2 separate regions of the Homo sapiens genome follow, and region 1 is linked to region 2. Evidence: chromatin loops called from intact Hi-C (ENCODE). Cell type or tissue: psoas muscle. All regions are shown on one strand. Each heading gives the region's core, and the rest is flanking DNA. Links, peaks and the distances in the headings are about the cores only. Region 1 overlaps CD9 (CD9 molecule). Region 2 overlaps FERRY3 (FERRY endosomal RAB5 effector complex subunit 3).

Region 1 (8,996 bases), core at 604-8,603, 1.7 Mb before region 2:
AGTGCCTAGCTTTAGCCCTCTCTAGTCACGGGAAAAGGGAAGCGATCCCCTGGCAGCTGTGTTCGGGGACTCAGCAGCAGCCGGCAAGCTACAGGACAGCTCATCTGGAAGCAGGCCCCATGGAAGTCACGGAACCACTGCAGGGCTCGGGCTGGTTTTTACAAGGGCTATTCAGTGCTTCCCTTTGGAGAAGCTACTCATCGCTTACACCCCAAGCTTGTTAGCCAAGGCTGCTGTTGATAAATGACAAAGTGTTCCCCTTTATAAAACAAGCGAATGTTAGCTTGCTGTCTGACTCATGGAAAAAGTTATCCATCACAGAGCCTTCTCTAGGATTACGGTATTAATTTGCTTAAGGGTTGTTTATTCTGCTTTTTTCAGGCTGACATTACAGGCCCAGAAAAAAAAAAAAAAAAGAAAGGCTGGTGTAGCAGCAGTAGCATATGCCAGCGTGTCCTTTACACAAGAAATGGAACAGTGTTTTTCACTGTTCACCAGGGCTCTCAGTTTAGCCCAGGGAGAGGACACAGCAGGCTCCCGTCCCTACACCAGCTCTGTCCTGCAAACAGCACTCACCACGCCCGTTTGTGTGAAGGAGAACAAAATCCGGTAGGGCCTCTGGCCTGCAATAAAAGTTTATTATATCCAAATAACTCCACCAGGTGTTCAAAGGAGCCCTACCTCTGCCCCGACTGGTTTCGTCTTGGTTCCCGCCCTCCCGAGTTCACGGGAATAAGTGCCACAATGGAATTCCATTTGCCACACGCTGTACTTCTTTGCCCCAGAGGGGAGTGGGTGTGTAAGCTGTGCTGTGGTTGTGTAAGCTGTGCTGGTTTCAGGAGGGAGAAAAATGAAGCCCAGAGCAATAAAATGAACTGCCCCAGGTCACAAGCCAGGATGGGGATGCCAGCTTACTAAGGCCAAGTGTCGCGTGTCCTGAAAATCACCAGGCACCTCATCATGGATAGGGGGCTGGCCGAGGAAGGGGGGGCATTCACGGCCTCTGGCTGGAGCCCCCCTAGATGCCCTCATTCAGCAGCCATGGTTCTGGAGGGACACCAGGGAGCTGGGAAAGGCTGCTGGCCTAGGACCAAGAAAATGAAGTTCCCCAACAAGTTTGCAGCCTGGGATTAGGGATCTTGCTGACGGGCTGAATCTCCAGGCCTGGATTGGAGAGAAGGCCCATATAAGGCTGTCAGCTGCTCTGGACTTACCATAGACTGTTCTGAATGTTGGAAAGGTTTTCACTTGCTTTTCTGCCTGGTTATATACTCTTTCTCTACTTGGTAAGCTGTGGCCCCACTGGAGAAAAGACACCCCTGGGCTGTTCAGGTTTCCTGAAAAGTCAGCTGCATGGTCAGGCTGGCCTGTGGGTTGCTCTGCAGACAGTTGGTGGCCCAGTGCAAGGGGCGGTCACCCCATGACTATTCCTTGGAAAAGTAGCCAGGGTGTGGCTGGCACTCCAAGCTCATCTGCTAGGAGAAGGGCTCTGGGCCAGTACAGAAGGCTGGTCTCACAGCCTCGTGGGGAAGGGGACACAGAGCGACGCCTCCTTGGCCCTTTGCCCATGGACGACAATTATTATTTCCTAAAGCGTTCAGTGACGTTCAGGGCATAGCTCAGACCTAAGCAGTGCTCAGAGTGCTGTGCTGCTGTTTTTTTTTTTTTTTTTTTTTTTGAGATGGAGTCCCGCTCTGTCTCCCAGGCTGGAGACAGAGCCTCAGTGGTGTGATCTCAGCTCTCTGCAACCTCTGCCTCCCAGGTTCAAGAGATTCTTGTGCCTCAGCCTCCCGAGTAGCTGGGATTATAGGTGCACGCCACTACGCCCAGCTAATTTTTGTATTTTTAGTAGAAGTGGGGTTTTGCCATGTTGGCCAGGCTGGTGTCGAACTCCTGACCTCGGGTGATCTGCCTGCCTCGGCCTCCCAAAGTGCTAGAGGCTGAGGCGGACGGATCACCTGAGATCAGGGCTGATCACTGTGCCCAGACACAGTGCTGCTGTTCTAACTTTACCGTGCATCATCCCCCTTGCCGGCGCTTCTGCAGGCAGAACGAAGTCTTCAAAGCTCCGCTCTCTTCCCCGAATGGGGTGTCGCTGCAAAGGATCTGTATTTCCCTGGCAGAGCTAAGTGGACAGTGGCCCTTAGACCCCAACTAGGGGATCTGTGTCTCTTTGGGGTTGTGCCTTCAAATCACCCTCCTGGTCACTTCAGGTAGGACCACCGGCCACCAGCAGGGCCCTGCAATGACCTGCAGGATCTGAATCCTGTGAGGTTCCCAGAGGTGAGCCCCAGCTCCTCTAATGGCACTCACCATTCTCCTGCCACCCTGCAGCTTTCCCACCTGTCAGCTGCTGGCTGGGCCACCGACGCAGGGGTTTCTCTCCCTGACTGCAATTTGGGTGAAGTAAAAGGGCCAAGACAGCGCCACCCCATCCCTGCCAATGGGGCACATTCAGCCAGTACAGACCTCTTCCATTCCTACAGAGGGAGACCCCACAACCTGGCAATGACAACCCGAGAAGCAGCTCTTTTAGGCCTGGGTTCAAAACCTGGCCCTGCCTCTTGAGGGAATATAAGCTTAGACAAGTTATTTCAGCTCTCTAGGCCTCGGTTTCTGCACTTGTGAGATGAGAATCACTCCACACTCCTCGTAGAGCTAAGGGGATTAAATTATATAATACACACAAGACAATGAATGACACACAAAGAAGGGGGCTCAAAAATGTTAGTGTCTTCCAGCCGGGCGAGGTGGCTCACGCCTGTCATCCCATCACTTCGGGAAGCCAAGACGGGAGGATCACCTGAGGTCGGGAGTTGGAGACGAGCCTGACCAACATGGAGAAACCCCGTCTGTACTAAAAATACAAAATCAGCTGGGCATGGTGGCACATGCCTGTAATCCCAGCTACTCAGGAGGCTGAGGCAGGAGAATCGCTTGAACCTGGGAGGCAGAGGTTGCGGTGAGCCGAGATTGTGTCATTGCACTCCAGCCTGGGCAACAAGATTGAAACTTCGTCTCAAAAAAAAAATAAAAAAAATAAAAAATAAAAATGTTAGTGTCTTCCTCCCAGTTCCATCCTCTTACCCATGAGATTCTTAACTCCCACATCTAAAAATATAAAGAATCAGCCATAGAGGCTTTGGGTAACAGAAAAGAAAAAGTGGGTTGTTAGAAGCAGCCAGGACAAGGGAGGACTGAGTCTCTCTTTGGAGACACACGCGCCGGCCACAGGGCTTTTGCTTAGGAAAGCAGGCCTGACTGTGCCTGCTCCTGCCGGCAGACCTGCTCCCCCAGCACAGGGCTCCCTTCTGGAACACGGCGTGGAGTGTGGAGAGTCTTCCCCAGCACCCGCACCCGGCTCCTCCCTCCTGCTCTGCAGGACAGCATTCTAAGCCTGTCACAGACTCCCAAAAAATGGTCTGTTGCCAAAACAAGTCAGGGCGCTATAGAAACCTGTTCCCCAAAAACTCTGTGTGTATGTGTAGTTTTTTTTCTAAACATACATTGTGCTTTCTCTCACTTTCTTTCCGATAATAGAGAGACACACCCCAAAAAACCCCAGCTAACAATAAAAAGCAGTAAACCCAGCAAAACTATCCACAGGGCTCAAATGTTACGCAACCAAAGGAGCTGTTTTTAAAGACTCTCCCTACCCAGTTCAAGAGGTGGGAAAGGGAAGGTCTACGTGGCTGGCCAGCCTTGCTTCTCCCTGAGGGACTGGGAGATAACTGTTTTCTCCCTCGTTTGTAAAAATAACTTTTTTGGTGGGTGGGAAGGAAGTGACCAAACTTACATTTTGAGCCTGACAACATGTCAGCGTCATCCTAAAAATAGGAGGTTTCCTTTGTTCCTCACAAATGAAAAGTTTCCTACCTCCAAGCCAGGCAGAGTACAGCCGCAGAGTCTGAATTCACGCAGACGCGGGCAACTGCACTTGGCAGGCACCAGGCTCCCCCTCCTCTGAAGGGAGCTTTGACGTGGTGATACGGCAACGAGAGGGATAGAATGGTCTAGCAAGGCTGCCAAGAAGCCTGAGTGTAGAAAGAAACCTGCCAAGTCTGTTCATGTTCAGAGGATCCCAGGCAGGTTTAAACTGGAAGCCTCTCTCCCAAAGCAAAAGTCGTGTCAAATACAAACAAATAAAACTAAACACTACAGCATTTACCCCAGTACCAGGGGTCCAAAGGACTGGGCAGAGTCCATTCTAGTCTCTCCTATTGTTGCTGTGTTTTCCAGGAGGCTGATGTTTTTCCCAGTCTCAGAGTCCCTATCTGAACAGTGAAGAGGAAAGCTGTCTATATCTTCTTCCAGCACTGCAGATCCCCAGGACAAAGCTTTTTGAATTAAGGAAATGATGCAGGATAAGAAGACAATCAGGAGAGAGCATCAGAGATGAGAACAGAGGTTCGTAAACCCTCAAGAATGAGTACAACTTTGGCAGAGGCTACATCACATCAGAGAACCATCAACATGCCTGACTTGGCCATCAGGAAAAGAAACCACATCAGTTAAACGCAAATTCCCAGGCACAACGACACACACAAAAACTGCACAACTTGAAAGGGACACGACTGGCCAGCGTGGCTAGAGCAAAAGTCTTTCCCAAGCCCAAGTCCCTGGGTCAACATGGGGCCTCCAAAGTTGCAGGAACTTTGTTGGAGCCAGGGTCTGAATTCACTGAGCCTTCCCCGTCCCTCACCTGTGTAGAAGCTGGAATTATTATTATTAGTTTCTTGCTCGAAGATGCTCTTGGTCTGAGAGTCGAATCGGAGCCATAGTCCAATGGCAAGGACAGCAATCCCGGCAAGCTGCAAGACATACAGGACATCAGCATTAATTCTGGCTGCCAGCAACAACACAGTCCCCACGCGCTTAAGGGTGAGACTTGCAAAGGACTTTGTGACCACCCTTGGTCTCTGCCCCTCATATACGCCTGGTAGTTGTAGATGCCATTACGGGGTGTGTTTGATTCATGCAGGTACTAAAAATACCAGCAAGCGAGGAATAAACAGTGACCTACCTGCCGCCCATTGGCTGAAGGGGTATTTTATAGGCAACAGAACACTATACAGCAGTGAAAACGAGTAACTCTAGCTACACGCAACACCATGAGTGCATCTCACAATGCTAAACCAAGAAGCCAGAGCCACAGGCACACACACAATATGATTCCATGTAGTTAAAAACGCTATGCTGTTTAGGGATGCACACAGAGCTAGACGCTTACATGTGCCTATAAATGATAAAGGAAAAGCATTGTTATCAGGTGAGTGGTGATGTTTAGGTGGAGGAGGAAATTATGCTCAGGGAGGTGCCATGTGGCTGGGGGTGTCGTATTCTAACTGTTGACTTGGGTGATGGTTACACAGTTCCGGACACACATGCACCAGGGAGGGCAGCTGCAATGTCCCTGGAGACCTGCTGCTCAGTAAATGACATGCCAGGGCCTCCCCTCGCTGGCACTGCTGAACTAGATGCTGTGCAGGAGGCCTCCTGCCAAGTCCCCCCAGTGCCAGCTGAGCTCCCTCGTCGTCACCCGTACCAGGGCTTGCCGGGGGAGTGACTCACAGGCCTCCAGTGTGGTAGCCGGCTGGACGCAGGAGTGGGTGGGCCCAGGTTTTGCTGGTCCACCCTCCTCAACAGAGGCACTCTTATGTCAGAGCCCGCTCATCAGGGACCTTGGTTCTCGGCTCCAGGAGCTATTGATAGCCCATGGTGTGGACAGGCCTCTCTTTCCTTCCTCCTTTCCTCCTCTCCTTTCCCTTACGATATGGCAGTGAGTGTGGGCATGTTGGGTGGACAGCAGATGTGGCAATAGTGGGAAGGGCCACCCAGACCTCCGCCTGCAGCAGTCACAAACTCACCTACCCCCCAGGAGCATAAGGGGATTTGCTCCTGCCAGGGAGGTGTGCTTCCACCACGAGGGGCTGCAGAGTCTAGCTTCATATTCTATTGCTTCAGTGTTCCCATCTGTAAAGCAGGGATTGTGAGATGCGGCCCTTCCCTGCCTTTTAGGTATGGCTAAAGAATAAAGAAGATAATATCAGAAGTGCATCTGAAGAGGAAGGTACCAAATGGGCTCTGGGAGAACCACCTCACTTTACCAGCATGAAGCCCCACCAGCCCTGCACTCCCAGCCTGTGGACTGTCACTCAGCATCTTCTCAGCCTCTCAGCCGCACCTTAGGGCAGGCAGCTCCAAACATTGGTAAGGACTGTACGACGCCACATGCCCCGCGGCTGGACAAGGCAGAGGAGAAAAACTCACACAGGCACAAGAATTTGAGAGTTCAAATGAACTTGAGAGTTCTGAGTTCAAAGACGAGTCTGATTTTCTTTCTTAATAAAAGGCCAGTGAGGGAGGGTCTCCTGGCCTAATCCAAAGGCAGCAAGCAGATCACTGTTTGGTTGGGGAGAAGCGTGAGTCTCCACCGTCCTGGACCCAGCAGGGTACTCGCATTCAGACCATGGGTTCCCCGACCAAGAGCACTGCAGTTAGCTTAGGCGGGGAGGCGGGCCCTGCTGGGAGCGTGCTGGGCTAGAAGAGTTATGTGGCTTGAATTCACGTACACAAGGGACTAGACAAGCACACACTGGGCGGTCTTGACTCTGTACATGGCAAGTCCTGGCCTGGGTCCCCCCCCAGGTCCCTGAGCATTAAAAGTACAAAGGTGGGCTGGGTGCAGTGGCTCACGCCTGTAATCCCAGCTCTTTGGAAGGCTGAGGCGGGTGGATCACGAGGTCAGGAGATCGAGACCATCCTGGCTAACACAGTGAAACCCCGTCTCCACTAAAAATACAAAAAATTCTCCAGGCGTGGTGGCGGGCGCCTGTAGTCCCAGCTACTCCAGAGGCTGAGGCAGGAGAATGGCGTGAGCCCGGGAGGCGGAGCTTGCAGTGAGCGGAGATTGCGCCACTGCACTCCAGCCTGGGCGACAGAGCGAGACTCCCTCTCAAAAAAAAAAAAAAAAAAGTACAAAGGTGATACCTTCCCTCCTTCCACCCCAACCCCAGGGAGGCCCAGTCAGTCCCCTGGGAATGGAAGACTGAAGCTGCTGGCCTCCTGGACATAAAAGCGTTAACCTGAAAACTGTAGGCCGGTGCTCAATTTTGGTCCACGTTTAGCCACAACCTGTTTCTCACCCTGGTCCTCCCTCTCGCCCTGGTCTTGTGATGCTCTTGCGCGCATAGGGAGATAGCGAGACAGTGCTCATTACTGTCCTTTTTGCTCTAGGCTTGTGCTTATCAAGCAATTATCTCCCAAGTCATCTTACTTCCCCTGATGAGTGAAGTTATGACCCCACCCCTTATCTGCTGGGAAAACTGAGTCGCAGAAAAGAACGAAAACAATCCCAGGTCTGCCAAGGAACTAAGCTGTAAGATGAGGTAAAGCTACGCTCTGCACAGCAGCCTCTCACGAGCAGGAGCTGCGTCTCTCTGGGAATGTTCCACGCTCAGATAATGACAGGGTACCCCAGTGGAACCTCCAGGGGTAAGGCCCCTTCCATCTTATAGAGAGCCCCAATGTCGAGGACCCTGAGCCAATATGTTAAGTCCAGTCATTGATCCGGTCTCTGTGCACAGGTGGTAAGAAGGATGCTGGGCTGGAGAACTGGAACCACGAGGGAAAAGGAAGCATCTCAGGTCTCTTATCTTGGCCAAGGGCCAGGCCAAGCCCGGAGTCGGGAGTCCCCCGCATTCGGACCCCACCTTAAACCTTACATCATGCGGCTTGGTTGTCAAAGCTACAACATTTCACTACAACCAGGAAGGAAAAGCAGCTGGCTCTGGAGAAATGGGAAAAGCTGCCATAGGTCTCGGTCTCACAGGCTTAACAACTCACAATAAGAGAGGAGAAAGGTTCAAGTAACCCAGAGAAAAGGGAGGGCCAGGGGCATGACTGGGAACACTTGGACAAAAATCAGGAGTGAACCCTGCTGCCTTTTCTGACAGAATGACTGAGTTCACCGGCCGGGGGGGATGCTATGTGAACCATCAGCTGCCCCATTTTCTGTAACGCTGTTGGAGACATTGCTCCAGTTGGCTGAGTCACAATGGCTTGGGGTCACAGGGTCACAAAACTTGTATAACCAGTGCCACCCAATAATGCCTTTCATGGTTGTCAGGCAGCGCTATCTAAGGCGCTCTGAAGTATTTTCTAGGAGAACTCACTTTCTGGTGTGGCATAGAGGGGCTCCCCTGTCCCCATCCGGCTTTCACCCCAGCTGCTTTATTTTTTGAGACAGGGTCTTGCTCTCGTCACCCAGGCTGGAGTGCAGTGGTGCAATCATAGCTCACTGTAGCCTTGGACTCCTGGGCTCAAGCCATTCTTCCACCTCAGCCTCCTGAGTAGCTGGGATTACAGGTGCATGCCGCTAATCCTGGCTAATATTTTAAACCCTTTTTTTTTTTTTTTTTTTTGTAGAGCCAGGGGTCTCGCTATGTTGCTCAGGCTGGTCTTAAATTCCTGGCCTCAAGCAATCCTCCTGCCTCAGCCTCCCAAAGCACTTGGATTACAGGTGTGAGCCACTGCGCCCAGCTTCAGCTACTTTAATAATAGGAGAAACTAAATGGGAGGGGCCAGGAGCAAGAAAAAAAGAGAGCTTTAACCCTTAAAAGAGGGTGCCAAGTCAATTATTCAGGGACTCCATAAATGAGAATATAGGAGTCCGGGAGGCCAAGGGGTCGATGGCTTCCACCCAGGTTAATTAACAGACATATGGCGGCATGCTGACCATGTAATTTCTTCGATGGCTGCCCCACCCCAGCCTATCATCCCAGGAGCAGAGCAGGTTTGATGCGGATGCTGAATGAGACAGTGCCCTGTTCCCAGGGCTCTGGAGAGAGGATGGCAACCTGTAGTATGCCCAGCTGGTCGGGCGGGGATGCGGGGATGCAGGAGAGAGCCCATAGCTTCTACTCCCAGCTCGCGGCCCTGCCCATGGTTTCCTCTTTTGTTTCCAAGAAAAGCCAAATGGAAACATTCTGGTTTTG
Region 2 (8,000 bases), core at 1-8,000:
TACCCTGCCGTGTGAGGTGTCAGTGTACCCCTGCCGGGGGGTGCCTCCCAGTTAGGCTGCTCGGGGGTCAGGGGTCAGGGACCCACTTGAGGAGGCAGTCTGCCCGTTCTCAGATCTCCAGCCGCGTGCTGGGAGAACCAGTGCTCTCTTCAAAGCTGTCAGACAGGGACATTTAAGTCTGCAGAGGTTGCTGCTGTCTTTTTGTTTGTCTGTGCCCTGCCCCCAGAGGTGGAGCCTACAGAGGCAGGCAGGCCTCCTTGAGCTGTGGTGGGCTCTGCCCAGTTGGAGCTTCCCGGCTGCTTTGTTTACCTAATCAAGCCCGGGCAATGGCGGGCGCCCCTCCCCCAGCCTCGCTGCCGCCTTGCAGTTGGATCTCAGACTGCTGTGCTAGCAATCAGCGAGACTCCGTGGGCGTAGGACCCTCCGAGCCAGGTGTGGGATATAATCTCGTGGTGCGCCGTTTTTTAAGCGGGTCTGAAAAACGCAATATTCGGGTGGGAGTGACTCGATTTTCCAGGTGCGTCCGTCACCCCTTTCTTTGACTCAGAAAGGGAACTCCCTGACCCCTTGCGCTTCCCAAGTGAGGCAATGCCTCGCCCTGCTTCGGCTCGCGCACCCACTGACCTGCGCCCACTGTCTGGCACTCCCTAGTGAGATGAACCCGGTACCTCAGATGGAAATGCAGAAATCACCCGTCTTCTGCGTCGCTCATGCTGGGAGCTGTAGACCGGAGCTGTTCCTATTTGGCCATCTTGGCTCCTCCCCCCAGGACCTAAATATTAGGGTAATAGTCATTTCAAATATTTTTTAAGTTGTGTTTTTCTTATATTTCATGTATCATAGATGTAAAATCACAAACATCCTCTTGTCTGGCTTGAATGCATACACAGTATTTTATTATTTCTCCTTTTTTTTTTTGAGACAGAGTCTCACTCTGTCATCTAGGCTGGAATGCAGTGGCACGATCTCAGTCCCTGCAACCTCTGCCTCTTGGGCTCAAGCAATTCTCGTGCCTCAGCCTCCTGAGTAGCTGGGATTACAGATGTGTACCACCGTGCCTGGCTAATTTTTGTATTTTTAATAGAGACGGGGTTTTGCCATGTTGGCCAGACTGTTCTCAAACTCCTGGCCTCATGTGATCTGCCCACCTTGGCCTCCCAAAGTGCTGGGATTACAGGCATGAGCCACTGCACCTGGCAAGTATTTAATTATTTCTTATAAAAACCTGATATTGGTGCCCAGGAAATAAAATGTGGTAAGCTTTAAAATTGGGGCTGTTTGTACCTTTAAATCTGTGTTTGGTACTTTTGAATGCTTTTTTCTTTCTTTTCTTTGTTTGCACCTGCTGTGTTTAAAGAAACCATTGTAGTATTTTAGGTGCATATATTTTCTGTTGTACAGTAGCAGAGAGATATTATATCTTTGCTTGATATAAGGAAGACCTTTCTGAAGGGTCTTTGTTCCCATCTCCCATCTTCCTCTCTCCCAGAAATTACAGAATTCTTTCCTTTCTCCCGTAGCTAGAATGTGGCTATCTAGTCATAACTTGACTAGCATAACTTGACTAGGGTTCACTGCAGTTTCTTTATCTATTCAATAAACTTGTAAAAAATAGTTTATATGTTTTTAATCATTTTTTAAATAGGTAAAACACTCTCAAAATTCACAATTCAAACTGTACAAAAGAGCATACAGTGAAAGTGTCCCTAACTCTGTTCCCAGCCATCCAGTTTCCCTCTTCAGAGGTACCCAGTGCTATCTCACATGTACCTTCCAGACAGATGTTTATGTATGTGTAAGCAAGTGTATGTGTGTACTTATTTTCCTTTTTTACATAAATGGCAGCTTTCTACATAACACTATTCTGTACTCTGCCTTTTTCACTGAGTAATTTATCTTGGAGGTCATTTCGTATCAGTCCATAAAGACCATCCTCATACTTTTATGCTGTTGCATAGTAGTCTGTTGCAGGATATCCTGTTATTAATCAGTCTCCTCCTAATAGACATTTGATCTATTGCTTATTTTTTGTTACTATAAGTAGTAATGACTACTAATTGTAAATAACCTTGCATATGAATAATTGTGCATGTGTGTGAGCAGTAAGCATATCTACAGAAGAGATTCCTAAAGATAATTCCTGGGTTAAAGGACACATACGTTTATAATTTTCCGTAGTATTGGCGATTACTCTGTATAGTATTTCTACCAGTTTATATTCCCACTAAAGGGAGGTTTTGCTGTGGCAATATGTGTTATATATAACAGAGCCAGCTGAGTATTAGAAAATCCCTATAGAAGTATATCCTAACAAAACCTTTCAGAAAATCTCGGTATACCCTCTTATTCTTCTACCAATTGTTATTACTTTTATCAACCCTCGCAAAAAGAACTCATATCCATATTACGTAAAAATAGCTTCCTTCTTCTCGTACAAACTAGCAATAATGTGATCAGAAACATTTTAACCTTATTCTTAGTAGTGACTAAAAGCATGAAGATTGAGATCATGACAGGTGTGGAAGGAGGAGGAGGATTCTAAGTATATTTATGAGAGATAGAAAGTGTGCAGTCAATGACAGGAAGTTTTTAAACCACATACGGCTAAGGCAGTGCGTGTATATCATGATTTTATTTTGTTCTTGTTCAAGCAACTACTTTGTGGTTTCAGTGAGTCAGTGATGCAAGTAGGTTTATAAAAGACTTTCTTAAAGCTGCATGTTGTTATAGAAGGACTTTGTGAAAATACCTTCTCCATCTTTTTCTGTGCACGCCTACATGTGTGTTCTGCATGTTTACATCCTGATATGCAATTACTTGTTTATTCTAAGACATTCCATTATTTTTCTTACTATGGTTGTTATATTAACATCTTCATATTTCTGTGGTCCATGATAAAAAGCCAAAAATGTTTATACACATTTATATACATTTAAAAAAAATAAAACTAGCCATCTTCTTACTATTACTAAACAAGGTATTGCCATGAAAACATGGAAAGGGAAATGGACTATGAACTGTTCTCTCTCGTTTACTTAACAGAGATTCTATTTGTTCATACTCCATGTGAACAAGATTAGAGTCCTTCTTTATTGTTCCTTATAATCTATGCTACGATTAGACATCTATTCAAAGCCTATCAAATCACATGGCTCTATATTAGAAACGATAATTCATTAAATATGGATTCTAGCATCAAAGCCTTCTATCTCTCTGACTCTTGATTTATAAAATATGTGCATTTACAAAGTACAGTGTTATAAATCAATTTATCAAAGTCACTGGATAAAAATATTGTTACTTTTATTCAGATCTCTTTTAAAACTATAATATTTTGATATTTGCTGTTTACTTGTTTGAAGGTCTGTTTTCATGTGATTTTCTGATGCTAAAGGCCATTCCAAAATAGATTCCAAAATAGTTTTTAATTGGAATAAATATGCAATCTCTTAAAGATAGCTACTTTGAAGGCTAATATTCAGTTTGCATTTGTGAGTTCTGATGGAATTCTTATAAACTTTAGATGTCTCTTTTATTAAAATATATATGTAAAATAATTTGCATTCAGTCTTTATAATGTATATTCAATCATAATGTTTATTTTATTTATTCTTCTAAGAAATAGCGTGCCTTCAAAAAAGAAGAAAAACTGTTAAATATCTGAAAAAAAAGCTGTTTCATTTGAAACAGTTTCACCTATCTGTTATAATTGTATATAGCGTCAGGTAAGAAATAAATTTTAGGAATGGGGTGAATATACAGTGATTCCTGGTCCCACTAGCCATTTATTTGTAGCCCTGAACAAGTTATATCAACAACAGTGACTCAGATTCTAAAAATAAAGATGGCCACACCACAACTATCTAATGAAGTTATTTTATATGTGGTTAACTTGGTGCCCTGAACCTCCCAGATGAAAAATAGGATACTGGCATGTCTAATATGGGTAATACCATAGGACTTATAATCTGAGTATGTGAATTAAAGACCTGGCTCCACTACTTATCTGTGCATGCTTGGTTAAGTTAGTTAACCCATCCAAGCCTCTGTCTCCTCATACATAAAATGGACATAGTAGTAGGACTTACCTCCCAGGGCTGTGGTTATAGAGGTTTTGTAAGAATTAAATGACATCATCCATGTAAAGCATATAGCAGAATGCCTGGCACATAGATGCCCTTAGTGAATTTTTGCTGTTGTTGTGATTCTTTTGGGAGCAGTCATAGTAACATATTCTCATATGTTGTTATGTTCTTTCATATTGCATTGTCTTATGAATAGATTCTGGAAACCAAAATGGAGGAAATGATGATAAGACTAAGAATGCTGAGAGGAACTATTTAAATGTTTTACCTGGTAAGTATTTCTTTTTATTTTAAATTACTGTTTTCTTATACCAAAAGATGTTTTATAATGCACACCATAGGAATTTATGTTTTAAATCTATGATTTTAGTATATGTCATTATATCACTTTGAAACAACACTTTGTACCTATATAATACACTTTCACAGACGTTTTCCAGTGTTAAACTTAATTATTTTGTTGGTTTGTTTTGAGACGAAGCCTCGTTCTGTCGCCCAGGCTGGAGCACAGTGGTGCGATCTCAGTTCACTGCAACCTCTGCCACCCGGGTTCAAGCGATTCTCCTGCCTCAGCCTCCTGAGTAGCTGGGACTACAGGCCCACGCCACCGTACCCGGCTACTTTTTTTGTATTTTTTGTAGAGATGGTATTTCACCATGTTGGCCGGGCTGGTCTTGAACTCCTGACCTCAAGTGATCCACCTGCTTCAGCCTCCCAAAGTACTGGGATTACAAGCGTGAGCCACCATGCCCGGCCTAAAAATTATTAATATTATACTAGTACTCACTTTTTTCTAGATCCATAAAAGAAAAATTGCTCAAGAAGTTGCATAAGTTTTATCATTGTTTGCTATTGCAAATTTTCTCTTATACACTATTTCTTAGCTTCTTGAGAAATAAACCAAAAAATTAGTTTTACTCTGAAATATAAACTATACACTTCTCAGCCTTATAGCTAAAATCAAGTGATATATGAACAGTAGTGCACAGAGATATAAACAGTTGAACTTAAATATAAAGAAAATGGATCATCTCATTTATTTTATTTTCATTTCCTCTTACGTTTTTCTGCTTTCCATTTTTCTCCTTTATTATTCTTGAATATGTTGTTTAACAACTGAAAATTCAGTCTCTCAATCCTCTTTCTGATTGAATTCACTCTGATGACCCTTAGTGTTTGTATCACAGAACATAACAAGGACTATTTGTACACTTTATACAATTTTTTAACTAAATGGTACATTTTACAGTTTCAGAAATAGCCATCTCTTGATGGTTTTTTATTCTCCTTTAAGGTAATTTTCTCACATTTTCTTCCCCAGATCTTTGACATGTAGATCACATTAACCTACACACGAAACCGCCGTCACTCAGTGGGAACACATTACATTTAACCTAAGCCAATATTGTACCCATTGCTGGTATTCATCTTGTCAGGCCCCGTCTGTTAGCCTGTGGCCATCAGCCTCGAAATTTCCTCCCACCTTCAGTTATCCCATCTTAGTGGATAATGTTAGCATCACCACATGCTGTTTCCTCCACTGTGTGGAACAGGAGACCATCCTCCTCTTCATCTAAAAATACCTTCAGTGAAGGATCTATTGTATTTCTCTTCATGGATCCACAATTTAAATCATCCAGATTTTGTGGCTTTCTTAAAATTTGCCAATCTTATTACTACTCTGGAAGAACTAATATCTGTTTTTTTTTAAACATAACTCTTTGTTGCTATATGTGTTTCCTTAGTCTTTTTTGGAAAAAGCCTATAGGTTGTTTAACAACTGGAAGTTCAGTCTCTCAGTCCTGTTTCTGATTGAATTCACTCTGATGACCCTTAGTAGTGTTTGTATCACAGAACATAACAAGGACTCTCTTATTTGTATACTTTATCTCTGTATTACAACCAAATCAGGAGGATGTATCATAAGTCTGAGATAGAAAAGGAATATTAAAGTATTCAGTTAGAGATAATAGCATCTTAATTTCCATTTAAAGTATACCTACACAACCAGGATGTTTACAGTAGATGAAAAAAATCTAAATCAAAAATTAATTTAATTTTTAAATTGCAAAGAAAAACAGTTTTATTTATATACTTGTAAGCCAGTCATAGTTTACTTAATAATGATCTAAGTATTTACAGTTTATGTCATCTAATTCTCATAATAACCTTGTAAGGAAAGCAATCAGCATTATTTTTCCCATCTCATACACTAAGTAACAGAGGATCAATAAGTTGAATTGATTTGCCCAAGATCACTCAGCCAATGTGCTAGAAATCACATCTTCTTAACATCCAATCTGGTCCTTTTTCTACTATATCATATTAATTTGATTACTACTGCCAGCCCCATGGCCCCCATTTTATTAATGGGTAAAATTAGGCCAAGAAACAAGTCATTTAAGGTCAAAGAAAGCAGTGCCAATTTGGGGATTAGGAGCACCTGACTTGTTCACTAAGTCATCCTGCTACACTCCTGGATCATGGCCCATATCTCAAGCTATGACTTCCATCATCTGAATTATCAGTAGCGGTTTAGAAGGTAATACACTTCACTGGGCCAGAAGGATATTGTCTTATCATATAGTTCACTGAGTTTCTGATAAGCAGTCTGTGTCTTTTGTTGCCTTCCTAGAAAATTATAACTACACTATTCCTCACGAATTTTCTTTTTTACTGTCACTTTATCCAGTTTATTGTGATATATCTGTTGCTGTCCTTTCTTTAATTTCCTTCTCTGTTTATCTAATTCCTTTATCTTGTTCAAGTTAAAATAAAAAATAAAAAGACCTTTGCCTGGGACCTGTCAGAGGCATCTGTGGATACAGCTGATGCACAGCGGCAACTAGAAATGTTAACCATAGGGCTAAAGTATATTAAGTATTTTAAGTATACTGTATGTTTATAAGTAGATCCTAAGATAATGATGTTGCTGCAAGGGCGAGCAGAATTTGTGAGGGCAAAGGTTAAGAGTGGAAGAGTAGAGATACGCAGACCTTTCCTAGAAGGACTTATCAGAATTTCCAGTGAGGTGTATGTATTGGTAAGAACATATCCTTTCTATGTTTTCTATTTTATTTCTTTATATTGATAGGAACTACAGAAAATACAAGCTGATGAGATTTTTCTTGGCTTGTAGAGCTACACAGAAAAAAGAGTGATGGTAGGAAGCATGGATTTTAATGTTTGAGAAAGACTGCTCCAGCGTTCAGCCTTAAATACTCATTCATTCAACAAATACTTATCGAGTACCTTCTACGTGCCAGGTGCTGTTCTACTTGCTAAAGATAGAACATTTAACAAAATAAAATCCCTATAATTATGGCATGTACACAGTGGTCTCTTTAACATAATATGTACATAAAAGAATTTCAGTGCTAAGAAGAAAATAAAACCGAATAAGGTGAAAGAGTAAAGGGTGGAGGAGACCACTAGTACATAGGATAGTCAAGGAAGACCTTTCTGAGGAGGTGACTTTTGATCTGAGATGTGATTGATGAAAAGAAGTCAGCCCTGTGAGAATCTTGGAGAAGAGTCCTCCAGGCAGCAGCCCTGAATTGGAAACAAGCTCTGCATGTTTGAAGAACTAAACAAAAGCATATGTAACTGGAGTGAGGAAAGAGTGAGACAAGATGATGTTGGAGAGAGACGCAGGGTCCAAGTCATCTTGGCCTTCTAGACTAGTGGTCCCCAACGTTTTTGGCACCAGCACCAGGGACCAGTTTCATGGAAGACAGTTTTCCACAGACCGGGGGTTGGGGAGGTTTGAGGATGATTGAAGTGCATTACATTTATTGTGTACTTTATTTCTATTATTATTACATTTCAATATTTAATGAAATAATTACACAAGTCACTGTAATATAGAATCAGTGGGAGCCCTGAGCTTGTTTTCCTGCAACTGGATGATCCCAT

Evidence for each region. Peaks named below come from ENCODE experiments on the same cell type or tissue, not always from the same donor. Only the 100,000 strongest peaks of a DNase experiment are listed, where the experiment ranks them.
Region 1: it touches region 2 in a loop (7-fold over the local background); 1 of 110 quality-filtered maps calls a loop at or near these places.

Annotation. Positions count from the first base shown.
Region 1 is chr12:6,221,241-6,230,236 of GRCh38, reverse strand. It overlaps CD9 (CD9 molecule), which reads right to left. Exons shown (of 8, transcript NM_001769.4): 2 at 4,703-4,811. LOC105369625 (a long non-coding RNA gene) reads left to right here. Exons shown (of 5, transcript XR_001748979.2): 5 at 6,019-6,268. Among named protein-coding and RNA genes, the nearest start is that of CD9, 25 kb to the right of the region's middle. RefSeq lists enhancers at 5,687-6,240, 6,241-6,792, 6,793-7,346. In psoas muscle, for the core only: no CTCF peak of the experiment used is centred there; DNase peaks (open chromatin) are centred at 1,466, 3,316, 3,946, 5,526 and 1 weaker place; H3K4me3 peaks cover 1,761 bases; H3K27ac peaks cover 6,081 bases.
Region 2 is chr12:4,501,662-4,509,661 of GRCh38, reverse strand. FERRY3 (FERRY endosomal RAB5 effector complex subunit 3) reads left to right here. Exons shown (of 14, transcript NM_020374.4): 10 at 4,282-4,356. Among named protein-coding and RNA genes, the nearest start is that of FERRY3, 33 kb to the left of the region's middle. RefSeq lists an enhancer at 1-438. In psoas muscle, for the core only: no CTCF peak of the experiment used is centred there; no DNase peak of the experiment used is centred there; H3K27ac peaks cover 941 bases.